Regions from separate parts of the Homo sapiens genome. Here region 1 is linked to region 2. The links are chromatin loops, found by intact Hi-C in ENCODE. Cell type or tissue: PC-3. All regions are shown on one strand. Each heading gives the region's core, and the rest is flanking DNA. Links, peaks and the distances in the headings are about the cores only. Region 1 overlaps LOC124902645 (a long non-coding RNA gene). Region 2 overlaps SLC6A5 (solute carrier family 6 member 5).

Region 1 (5,388 bases), core at 105-5,104, 1.5 Mb after region 2:
CTGAGTATATTTACTTAATAGGCATAATCTAACTTGATTAGCTCTGAAGGAAAAGAACAAAGGAAAGCCACTATGCAGTAATATGGAATAATGCTCTTCTGCATAAATATGAACAATTTCAGTCTCCTCTCAGTTCACTAATAATTCTATCATTTAGACTTCAGTATGCTCAATTATAACTACATATTATTCTCTTCCAAAATAGCAGTAGCCTGTTTTTTTAATATAAATAAGTAATTATGAGTATGGAGGTTGATGGCATAGAGAGGGCATTCATTAGGTTTTTTTATTAGGTATAATGATAATACCAGTAATGGCCTTATTCTCTTTCTTGTTTTTCTTCTTATTGACCTTTCTTTTCCCTCCAAGCAATAGTGTTATGAAAAGTGAGTGAGCCGAAGAAGCCTAAACCAACACTGGGAGTTGGATTAGCTCTTACCTGATAAAATATGTCATCTTGTCTAGAGATATGATGCTTTGGTCTTAGAACTTTTGAAAAGGGGTGTGCTTAGTCAGTTTGCACTGCTATAACAAATCACCATAAATTAAGTGACTTTAAACAATAGAAATTTATTTCTTAACAGTCTGCAGGTTGGAAATCCAAGACCAGGGTGGAAGCATGGTTGGGTTCTGGTGAAGACCATCTTCCAGGTTGCAGACTGCCAACTTCTTATTGTACATTGGTATCCTCACATGGCAGAAAGAGAGTGAGAGCTCTGTTGGGTCCCTTATATACGGGTATTAATTTCATTCTTGAGGGCTCCACCCTCATCACCTAATATTCTCCCAAAGTCCCCACTGCTAATACCGACACATTGAGTCTTAAGAGTTCAACATATAAATTTTGAGAGGAACACAAACATTCAGTTCATTTTAGGGAAAAATTCTGGAAAACTAAACCTTTTATTTCATCCTATATTTTCAAAATAGAGGAAAGTGACAAAGAACTTAATTTATTTTTTGACCAATACCAGTATGAAATAACTAAATCAACATTATGAGATAGCAAAAGGAAAAAGAAAAATCATTCCCAAAGGGGCCACTATGTTACTCGCTCCTCTCTTACCTACCTAAAGCAGAGGCTCCTGACCAACATCAGGACCCTGCTATGCTAAAAGGAGACTAAATATCTGCCCAGATGCTAATCCTCATATTCCTCTCCATGGCTAGATGTAGCCTGGGGTGGTCAGAGCTATTCATCTTTTATATAATCATAACCATTAAGTTTACCCAATGTGCCTATGAATATTTTTATTTCCCACATGTGCCATTATAAGATAAAGGTTAAAAAGCACTGACTGATGTAAATTCTGCCCAAGCCTTCTCCACAAGACAGATTGCACTTATCTAGCAATTTATCTCTCTCTCTTTCTCTCTCCCTCTGTGTGAGTGTCTGTGTGTGTGTGTGTGTGTACGTGTGTGTTAGCGTTCACAATTACCCTAAACATGTTTGGAGGCGGTGAATCAATATTATACAATTTTACATTTAATACATCACTGTACATATAGTGAGATCTTTATAATAAAATGCTGGTTGATATAAATCCATTTTATGTCAAAATAAATGAATATGGCATGACACATCACTCCCTCGCCTATCTGAACCAGCATTCAGACAGATCCAGAGAAGGGCATGATTTCTACTTTCTTTCTTTCTTTCTTTTTTTCTTTTTTATTTTTATTTTTATTTATTTTTTTTTTTTTTTGAGACGGAGTCTCTCTGTCTCCCAGGCTGGAGTGTAGTGGTGCGATCTAGGCTCACTGCAAGCTCCGCCTCCCGGGTTCCCGCCATTCCCCTGCCTCAGCCTCCCGAGTAGCTGGGACTACAGGCGCCCCCGCCACCACGCCCGGCTATTTTTTTTTTTTTTTTTTGTATTTTTAGTAGAAATGGGGTTTAACCGTGTTAGCCAGGATGGCCTCGATTTCCTGACCTCGTGATCCGCCCGCCTTGGCCTCCCAAAGCGCTGGGATTACAGGCGTGAGCCACCATGCCCGGCCGTGATTTCTACTTTCAACATTTAAGCCACATTCCATATCCTGATGGAAGTTCCAGAGAAGAGTTTGCATACAGTGTTTCCAGTTGTGTAAGTAGTTATTAGTATGAAAATATTTTATTAGACAAGTAAAAACCAAGGTTGGTGTGAAAGTCACAACTCAAACTGCTGACCAGACCACTGGCAGCTGGTTGCTGGTCCTCAAAATAGCTTTTTTTTTTTCCATGTATAAACTTTAAAAATCCATGCCTTTGGTTTTGAGTCACACAGTCTGTGGGTTCCCCCTGCTGGCTCTTTAAGTATTAGGACTCACAAGCTAAAAAACACGTAGGGATACCTATACACTGAAAACCAACTCCAGAGACAAAGCATCAGAATGATGCCTTGTATTGGAAGATTCCAGTTTGGAAGGGCAGAGAGATGTGGAGATAATACTAAGCTTATTTAACCTAAGAACCAGTGAGACTCAGCCCATTCTATTTGACATGTTTACCCACTTATTGTTTTTATGAATTGGTTACTAATGTGTAAAATTTGAATTTTTCGTTTCCTTTGAAAGGCTGCCAACAGAGAGTCAATATTGTTCCACAGCTGTGGTAAAGTAGTGTTTGCCCTTCTTAGATGGGGCATGCCCACTTGCCCACTAGAATTTGCCACAGTTACTAGTATTTGCTATGCCATGACTCACACTTACCGGGTGTGTCAGTTGTCCATTATCATCAGGCATGAGCTGTTTTTTTTTTTTTTTTTTTTTTTTTTTTTTTTTTTTTTTTTTTTTGTATACTTAGCCAATTTCACTCATTACAGTTTGGTGCCCAGATTCCACCAGACATTTGAGTTTTGAACTTCCGCTTTGAAACATAGGGCAGGTACCAATTTCTCCAAAACTCACTACTGATTCCTCCAAATCCTTATACCTCAACCCCTTGCAAACTAAGTGTTTTTGTTATTTTGACATATGTAATTTAGAACTTAGCTGCTCGTAATGAAGCTACTTTTACCGCTTGGAGCTGAAATATGATAAAAATACATATAGAGATTCCTCTTAATAATGAACTATCAAAAGAATACCCTTACAGTACTGTTTCACTTCTGAATCAATTTCTATAGCTGCAGCAAGGAAGAAGAGAGAGACTAGTATTTAAAAAAACTTTATCAGTCAAGTAGCAGAAGAAAAAATACACTGTGACTGAGAATGGGATGAAAGAAATATCTGAGGTCTTTTAAGAAAAGACCATATAATCTTATCTAGACCTGGCCACGACAAGCTGAAATTGAGGAAACCCAAAACTCCTTTTACACCGCATTTGGGTAAAAAGCAAAGCCTTGACCTGTTATTACCTGCCCCCAAGAAACCCAAACCTGCCATCAGGACTCACTGCTTCTTGATAATAGAGGTGCCAGGCACTGGTGGTTCACCAAAGCAGCTGTTAAGTTTATATATTTAGCATGAAATGAGTTTCTTTGGGGAGGGTGAAGATGGACTTTTTTTTTTTTTTAACACTGGAATGGTTAAATAATGATTTTCTGAGAACTTTCTGTTAAAAGGCCCTCCTATTCAAGTTCAGTTTCTTCCCTTCATCCACCTCTCATTCCAAATCTTCATTTTCCACATCTCAGTAGTTCTTACTCTATTAAGAGATAACAAAATGAAGCAGTATGAAGATTCTTGCCGGGGGTCAGGATTTCTGGATCCAAATCACATCTCTGCTGCTGACCATTTTCTGGACCAGTTTCTCCCATTAGCAAAATATGAGTTTAGAATACAGAAAAATGCATTGCTTTCCTTAATGACTACTACGTAATTAGGCATCCATGTACGTGTGCTTATCTAGTATAATCTTTTAAACTAAACACAAAAGCAAGTCAAAGGGTCCACAGTTAGTGTATGAGAATTATACATGACCCAAATATAAGCAAGTTGAATATGGGGGCCTTATTCACGTCTATTTTTTCTTATGGCAGAAATCTTTTCTAAGAATTTCTTGTTGTTTTATGATAAAATGTTCATAAAATGAAACCAAGCAGCTCAAACTGTATAATGAATTACTAACAACATTAAATACAATAACTAATATATCCAAGCCAGCTAGCCAGACACCTCTCAAAGAGAAATAAATGATTAGGTCCCAGCGGCTTGAAAGATCATGAATGGTAATCATGTCTAAAGCAAAAATTTGAAAAGTCCTCAGGGCCAAGTGGGCCATATCTGTCTCATGGGGTAAATAGTGGGCTTCAGATATTAGGCAATCGTTAATGTCTCTGCTCTTTCTAATATCCCCTTCCTCATCCTTCTTGCTAAAGTAGTATTTTCCAAAGGGAATTTCATGGGATATCACTTGGTATCCTAAAGAAAAACAAGAGAGAGGGGGTAAGAGGCTCTATAATTTTTTAGGATATGCTGAATCGAATAACAATATGGTAGAAACAACTAGTGGGTACCAGTCTTAATACCTGGCTGATTAAATAATCTGTACAACAAAATCCTGTGATATAAGTATACCTATGTAACAAACCTGCACTGATACCTAGGAGATTAAAAGTTAAAACAAAACAATATAGTGAAAACAGATTCTTCCCTGAGTCTTTAATATACCAACATGACAAGTGTTCTGGGAATTTGCATAAGGCGATAGCTACAGTAGTTCTCAATGAGGTTTGGTACCATCCTCCAAGGATCATAGTATTAGTCTGTTTTCACACTGCTAATAAAGACATACCCAAGGCTGGGTAATTTACTTTTTTATAAAACGTTTTAATTAACTCACAGTTCCACATGGCTGTGGAGGCCTCACAATCATGGTGGAAGGCGAAGGAGGAGTAAAGGCACATCTTACATAGCAGCAGGCAGGAGAGCCTGTGCAGGGGAACTGCCTTTTTTAAAACCATCAGATCTCATGAGACTTATTCACTATCATGAGAACAGCATGGGGAAGAACCCGCCCCCATGATTCAATTACCTCCCACCAGGTTCCTCCCACGACATGTGGGGATTGTGGGAGCTACAATTCAAGATGAGATTTGAGGGGGTAGGGGGGCAGAGCCAAATCATATAAATCACTTATAAATGTATTAAGTCAATTTTGATTATCATGATGATGAGAACCTTTACTTGCATTTAAAGTCCAGAGAACATGGATGCTAAATAACGTGCAATATTTGGGGATAATTGCAGAAAACAAAGAATTGTCTGGCTGTAAGTGCTAGTAGCCTCTTGTTGACATCAGCAAAGACTGCAGCATTTCCAAAAGGAATTTGAACAAAGAGCCTTCAGTTTGGAGTGAAACTTGTGAGACTACTATTTCCTGGAATCCATTTTGGGAAAGGTAGCTTAAGATACTTACTTAAAGACTTAGTTATAGCACTAGTCACCACCCACCACCACCTATGAATT
Region 2 (5,388 bases), core at 187-5,186:
TTTTTGGTAGAGATGGGGTTTCACTAAGTTGGCCAGGCTGATCTCGAACTCCTGGCCTCAAGTGATCCACCTGCCTCGGCCTCCCAAAATGCTGGGATTACAGGATAGAGCCACCATGCCTGGCCCAGCGGGTCCATTTTTTAAGGGTCTGAATTGAACTATTCCATTCTGCAGAAGGAAAACTCCAGTCTCTGCTTTCTAGCCCAGCAAGAGATTATCTTCTCACATCACATCCATCCTTCCCCACTTCCAAGTAGTAGAGGGCACGCATTGAAAATACAGGACCAGGAAGGATAAGTGGGGACTGAGGTGGGGGTGGTGGGGGACACTGATCAGATGAGGGCAGCTAGTACAGGTGGTGTCCAGGGAGATGATGGCAGAAGTGGGAGAGGTGGCCAGTGAAGGCAGGAAGAGGAGCACCCAGAGACTGAATTCACCTGCTCTGGTGGAGCTCAGGGCAAAAGACCCAGAAATCTGAGGAGGCTGGGAAATCCTGAGAACAGGAGGAGCAAGCGACCAAGGTCTAGAAAGAAGGCCTGAAAATGTACAAGGAGTATTCTTGATGGGAGGAGATGTTGGTATGTCCCTCTTGACCTGCAGGTACCCACTTTTCATGAAAATGATGGAGGATGAAGGAATGATGAAGTGTTTTTTTTTTTTTTTTTTTTTGAGATAGAGTCTTGCTGTGTCACCCAGGCTAGAGTGCAGTGGTGCGATCTCGGCTCACTACAAGCTCTGCCTCCTTGTTTCACACTATTCTCCTGCCTCAGCCTCCCGAGTACCTGGGACTCTAGGCGCCCGCCACGATGCCCAGCTTTTCTGTATTTTTAGTAGGGACGGGGTTTCACCGTGTTAGACGGGATGTTCTCGATCTCCTGACCTCGTGATCCACCTGCCTTGGCCTCCCAAAGTGCTGGGATTACAGGCATGAGCCACCACGCCCGGCCAGAATGATGAGTTTTTAAGCTGAGGCCATGTTGAAATCAGAGCTGCTGACTATGAAGGAGCTTGAACTTGGAGACCGTGTAGGTCCATTCAACATCTTAATCCCACAGTCCTGGGAAGGCCACAGTTCTGATGAGGTGGGGAAAGAATGCAAGAAACTGCCCAATTCTAAAATATTTCTCAATGCCTTTTTCTTTCAAGGAGTGGTTTTAAAAACCTTCCTAAACCAAGAGGGTGCAGGGATGGCGGTTGTCTAGGGCCATGAGAGTAACCATCTCCTCTGTTTTTACTTTAGTGAGGTTGATGAGTGACCAAGAAGACAGCAGTCCTTTGAGTTCCAACAAAGTGGGTGATTGACACTTGGAATTTACGTTGGTTTTTGTGTGCTATTATCATCTTGCACGGCACAAAGATAAATGACTCATTGGAAGAGTGGCTTTGGGAGGGTGGGGGATAAAAGCCGGTGTGCAATGATTTTCTCTCTAAATTCCAATGCTTTCAGAATATGCTCTGTTTATTGACCACAGTCTTCACTGGTTTTGCCAGAGTTGTCACTAAGCACCTCAGAAAACAGCTGCACATGTGAGATGTCAGGTTGTAGCAATGCTGAGAGTCTGGGCCAGGCTGGAACTGAACTTTTTAGATGTCACTGCAGGCTGACATTTTTTAATCTCACCACAGAGCATATTTAATATCTATTTAAGTGTTCAATTTGCCTTAATCTTCCTGGCAGCGAGTCATTTGTCTGATGGTTCCCTGCATAATAGAGGTCATGTTGATACAGGGCTGGGGCCAGCCCTAGCCAATGGTGCTTGAGTGAGGGGCTCTAGTGCCTGCCCTGCCACCACCTCACCTTCCTGCTACTGTGCCTTATACCTGTTCTCTGCTTGTCTATTTGCAGGCTTGCAAAGATTCTGTGAAGATATAGAGATGATGATTGGATTCCAGCCTAACATCTTCTGGAAAGTCTGCTGGGCATTTGTAACCCCAACCATTTTAACCGTAAGGATTTTGCATGTTTTCTTGTGCAGACAGCACCTTGCATACGTATGTGGTGTTTTACATTTGAACAGTGCATGCCTGTTTACATTTGAACAGTGTGTGAGCCTGGGAGCTGGTAGGTTGGGTGGTGGTCTTGTCTTTCAAATGAGAAAACTGAAGTTCAGAGAGTTGAAAAGACTTGCCTAAAGGTGCCTAGCAGGTCAGGTGCAGAGCTAGGACTCATGCAAAGGTCTTTGGAGAACATTTCCTATGGCACATTTCCCATTATATCAGTTCCTATATATATATATAAATTTATATATATTTATATATATATCAGTTCCTATATATATAATATCAGTTATATATATTCCTATTATATAGGAATTCCTATTATATAGTTATATAGTTATATATATAACTATATATTCCTATTATATAGTTATATATATAACTATATATTCCTATTATATAGTTATATATATTCCTATTATATAGGAATTCCTATTATATAGTTCCTATTATATATATATCAGTTCCTATATATATTTATATATATATCAGTTCCTATATATATATATAAATGTTCCTATGGAACATTTCCTATGGCACATTTCCCATTATATCAGTCTGCTTTATGTACTAATAATGGCTTACAATCACAGCCACGTTTTCCACGTGCTAATTTGCTGTAGGCTTTGTTCACAGTGCTTCCTATGTATAGCCTCATCTCTCCCTCACAGTAGCTCCTCAAGGTTGGCATTATAATTATCTCCACTTTACAGATGAGGAAACGGAAGCCCAGAGTTGATGTGACTTGCCTTGCCTTGTACATCTAATAATTATCAACAGCTTGGATTTGAACTTAGGCGGTCTGCCTCTAGAATTCATGCTCTTAATCACTGTTCAACACAGCTGCTCTACAACTAATATAGCATTAAGCTTTTATGCTAATTTTCATTGCTTTTGAGAACTACCTTGTCATCTTCAAGTGGGATGATGACATTTTGGGATCATCTGACATTCACCTTCTTAAAGATCAGAGCCTTTCACGTTTCAGAAAATCTGCAGTTCAGGGTCTTACATTCTCATTTTGTCACCTTTGTTATTGTGCTATAAGCTGCCAGCTTTGCCCCACTTCACACTGCAAACACAGCAATTGACAGAGATCCTTCCCCATCCTCCTCTGTGGCTTGTACAGGTGTAATTTTGGGAACGCTGGAGGATGTTGGCTGTAATTCCCACAGAATCCAGTAGGTGGCACTAGAAACCAGATTAAGGCCTTTGTTTTGCTATTACACATGGTCCCAGTTTCCCTAAAGGCAACCAAGACAGGATGAAAGTACAATCGCAGAGGGAATACATTTTTTTCTTTCTTTCTTCTTTCCTTCCCTCCCTCTCTTCCCTTCCTTCATAAAATGAGTTTTAATCAAAACATCTCAATTTCTTTCTGAAAAGCTAGAAATGTAGACAGAAAAATCGTTCAGCATTGATCTCCCTCTGCGTTGACATGAACATCATACTGAAGCTGACATCTGTACCTATATTTTAGAGTCTGCAATTTGTCTGAAAAGTCCCACCAGATTTGGGGCATGAGAGTTGAAAAGGGTAGGCTTTCTATCTCTTGAATTCAGGACTGGAATGTATATGAAGAACTTGAATTTACCTAATCGGTGGGAAGAGAACATCTGCGAACAGACAGACTCACAGGCCTCCGGTGTTCCCATCTCTACTGCACTTGCCCTCTTCCCCGGATCCTAACACTCATGGTTTATGCTTGATTAAAATCAAAGTTAGAACATGTTCTAGATTTCCTCTTGCTTTTCTTCCCACCCCAAAAGATACTGTGCTTCAGAGGATTTTATTATACTCTGGAATAACATTTCACATAGTAATAATCAGCGCTGCTATTTGTTGTGGTCTATATGAGGCAGGCACTTCATAAGCATTGTTTCTAAAGCTTAGGACCACTTTGCCTGCTGGGTGATTCCTCTCTCATTTTACACGTGTGTGCACTGAGGCTTGGAGAGGTCAAGGAACTTGCCCCAGGCCACTAGATTTGGAGGTGACAATGCCAAGAATTGAATCCAGGACTGTCTAAGCTTCAAGCCAATACCTATATATTATCTCTAAAAACCTAGTACTTTCATCTTCAATTAGAGTTTGGCCAGTTTGGATTAAAATAGTTCTAATCATTTTTGTGAGCAGAATGTCAGAGAAGAGGAATTTTACGGACTTCCTGTTTTTTGAGAAAGTTCCTCAACTATGTTGTGCTTTACTTAGTTTCTAATATAAATCTTATGCCAGAAAGTTGTGGAGAGGTCCCAGAAAATATCCTGAACCAGATTCCCCTTCTGTGTTGGCTGGGAAGTAAGGACAATGAGAAGGGGTCAATTCCATCATCATTGTCAACTGATGAGTCTCCCTCCAGCACCTTCTTTGGCTGCCATCACAAAAAGGTCAGGGTGTACCTGACTCAGTGGCTAAATTATTATCTCTCATGGCCAGTCCCAGCCAAGGACAGGGTTTCATCAAAGTTAACTTGGCAGAGGGAAATTTATGGCAAAGGACAAATTTGCCCGGGTAAGTTTGATATGATATTTGTGCAACTGGAAATGAGTGTCGGAGGACCAAGCCCAACACTTATTTTTTGCCATTTGCCCTTCTATAAAATGGATATTTGTGGTGTGCTGGAATAGGCTAAGATTATGGGTTTAAATTACTTTGGAGCCCCTAAAACGAAATTGATCATTTTTATATATGCCTTCATGGATTTATAGAGCTATAAATATTCTCCATGCAATTACTGTATACATAGTCAGATCACGTTACTGAGTTATGCATGCACATAAGCAGATGTATTGCTATTTATATAGTAAATGAAATGGAGCAGCTTACCATAATTACATTAGGCCATACTTACAATACTCTGGTTAATAAAGTTTATAACTCTAGGGACAAATGTTTAAAAAGGGGCCTAGAGTAGACATCTCTTTCCATAGAAGACTTTTTTCCAACAGTTGTCTTTGGGCTCATGTTGCTTTGAATCAATATATTGAATTATTATTGTACTGAAATAATCACTTGCCCCAGCTGCCTGGGCTTTGCGGCAGTAATACAGATGCCTTACATCCATCTAGCACTTCACACTTTTCTAAAACACTTTCATACATTATCTTTCCTGGCAAAATTCCTTCCAATCACTTTTGCGCAGTTATTTTGTTGTTTAAGTTAGGAAGAGAGGGGTGGGGAGAGGAGGAGAGGACTTACATAGGTACATTATTCTAGGCTGATGTTGCTACAGGCAGGGTGAATACAGGGAGCCATACACTTTTCAGGGAAATTTTCCCCCAAAGGCTTGAGTAGAGAAGTTAGAACCTTGGCTCCACTTTTTAAAGATGCCTCCATTTTCAGCACTTAAATTCCTTTCTTTCTCTTCAGCTGCACTGGCCAAGTCTTCAG

Evidence for each region. Hi-C counts contacts between places; a loop is a spot of excess contacts. Peaks named below come from ENCODE experiments on the same cell type or tissue, not always from the same donor. Only the 100,000 strongest peaks of a DNase experiment are listed, where the experiment ranks them.
Region 1: a loop joins it to region 2, with 12 times the contacts of the local background. A loop is called at or near these places in 8 of 110 quality-filtered maps.

The regions. Positions count from the first base shown.
Region 1 is chr11:22,150,659-22,156,046 of GRCh38, forward strand. The region is part of intron 1 of LOC124902645 (a long non-coding RNA gene); the gene reads right to left. Among named protein-coding and RNA genes, the nearest start is that of ANO5, 40 kb to the right of the region's middle. In PC-3, for the core only: a CTCF peak has its summit at 2,283 (motif pointing left); a DNase peak (open chromatin) is centred at 2,623; H3K27ac peaks cover 274 bases.
Region 2 is chr11:20,644,988-20,650,375 of GRCh38, forward strand. SLC6A5 (solute carrier family 6 member 5) reads left to right here. Exons shown (of 16, transcript NM_004211.5): 14 at 1,847-1,947. Among named protein-coding and RNA genes, the nearest start is that of NELL1, 22 kb to the right of the region's middle. In PC-3, for the core only: CTCF peaks have their summits at 3,157 (motif pointing right) and 3,357; a DNase peak (open chromatin) is centred at 3,184.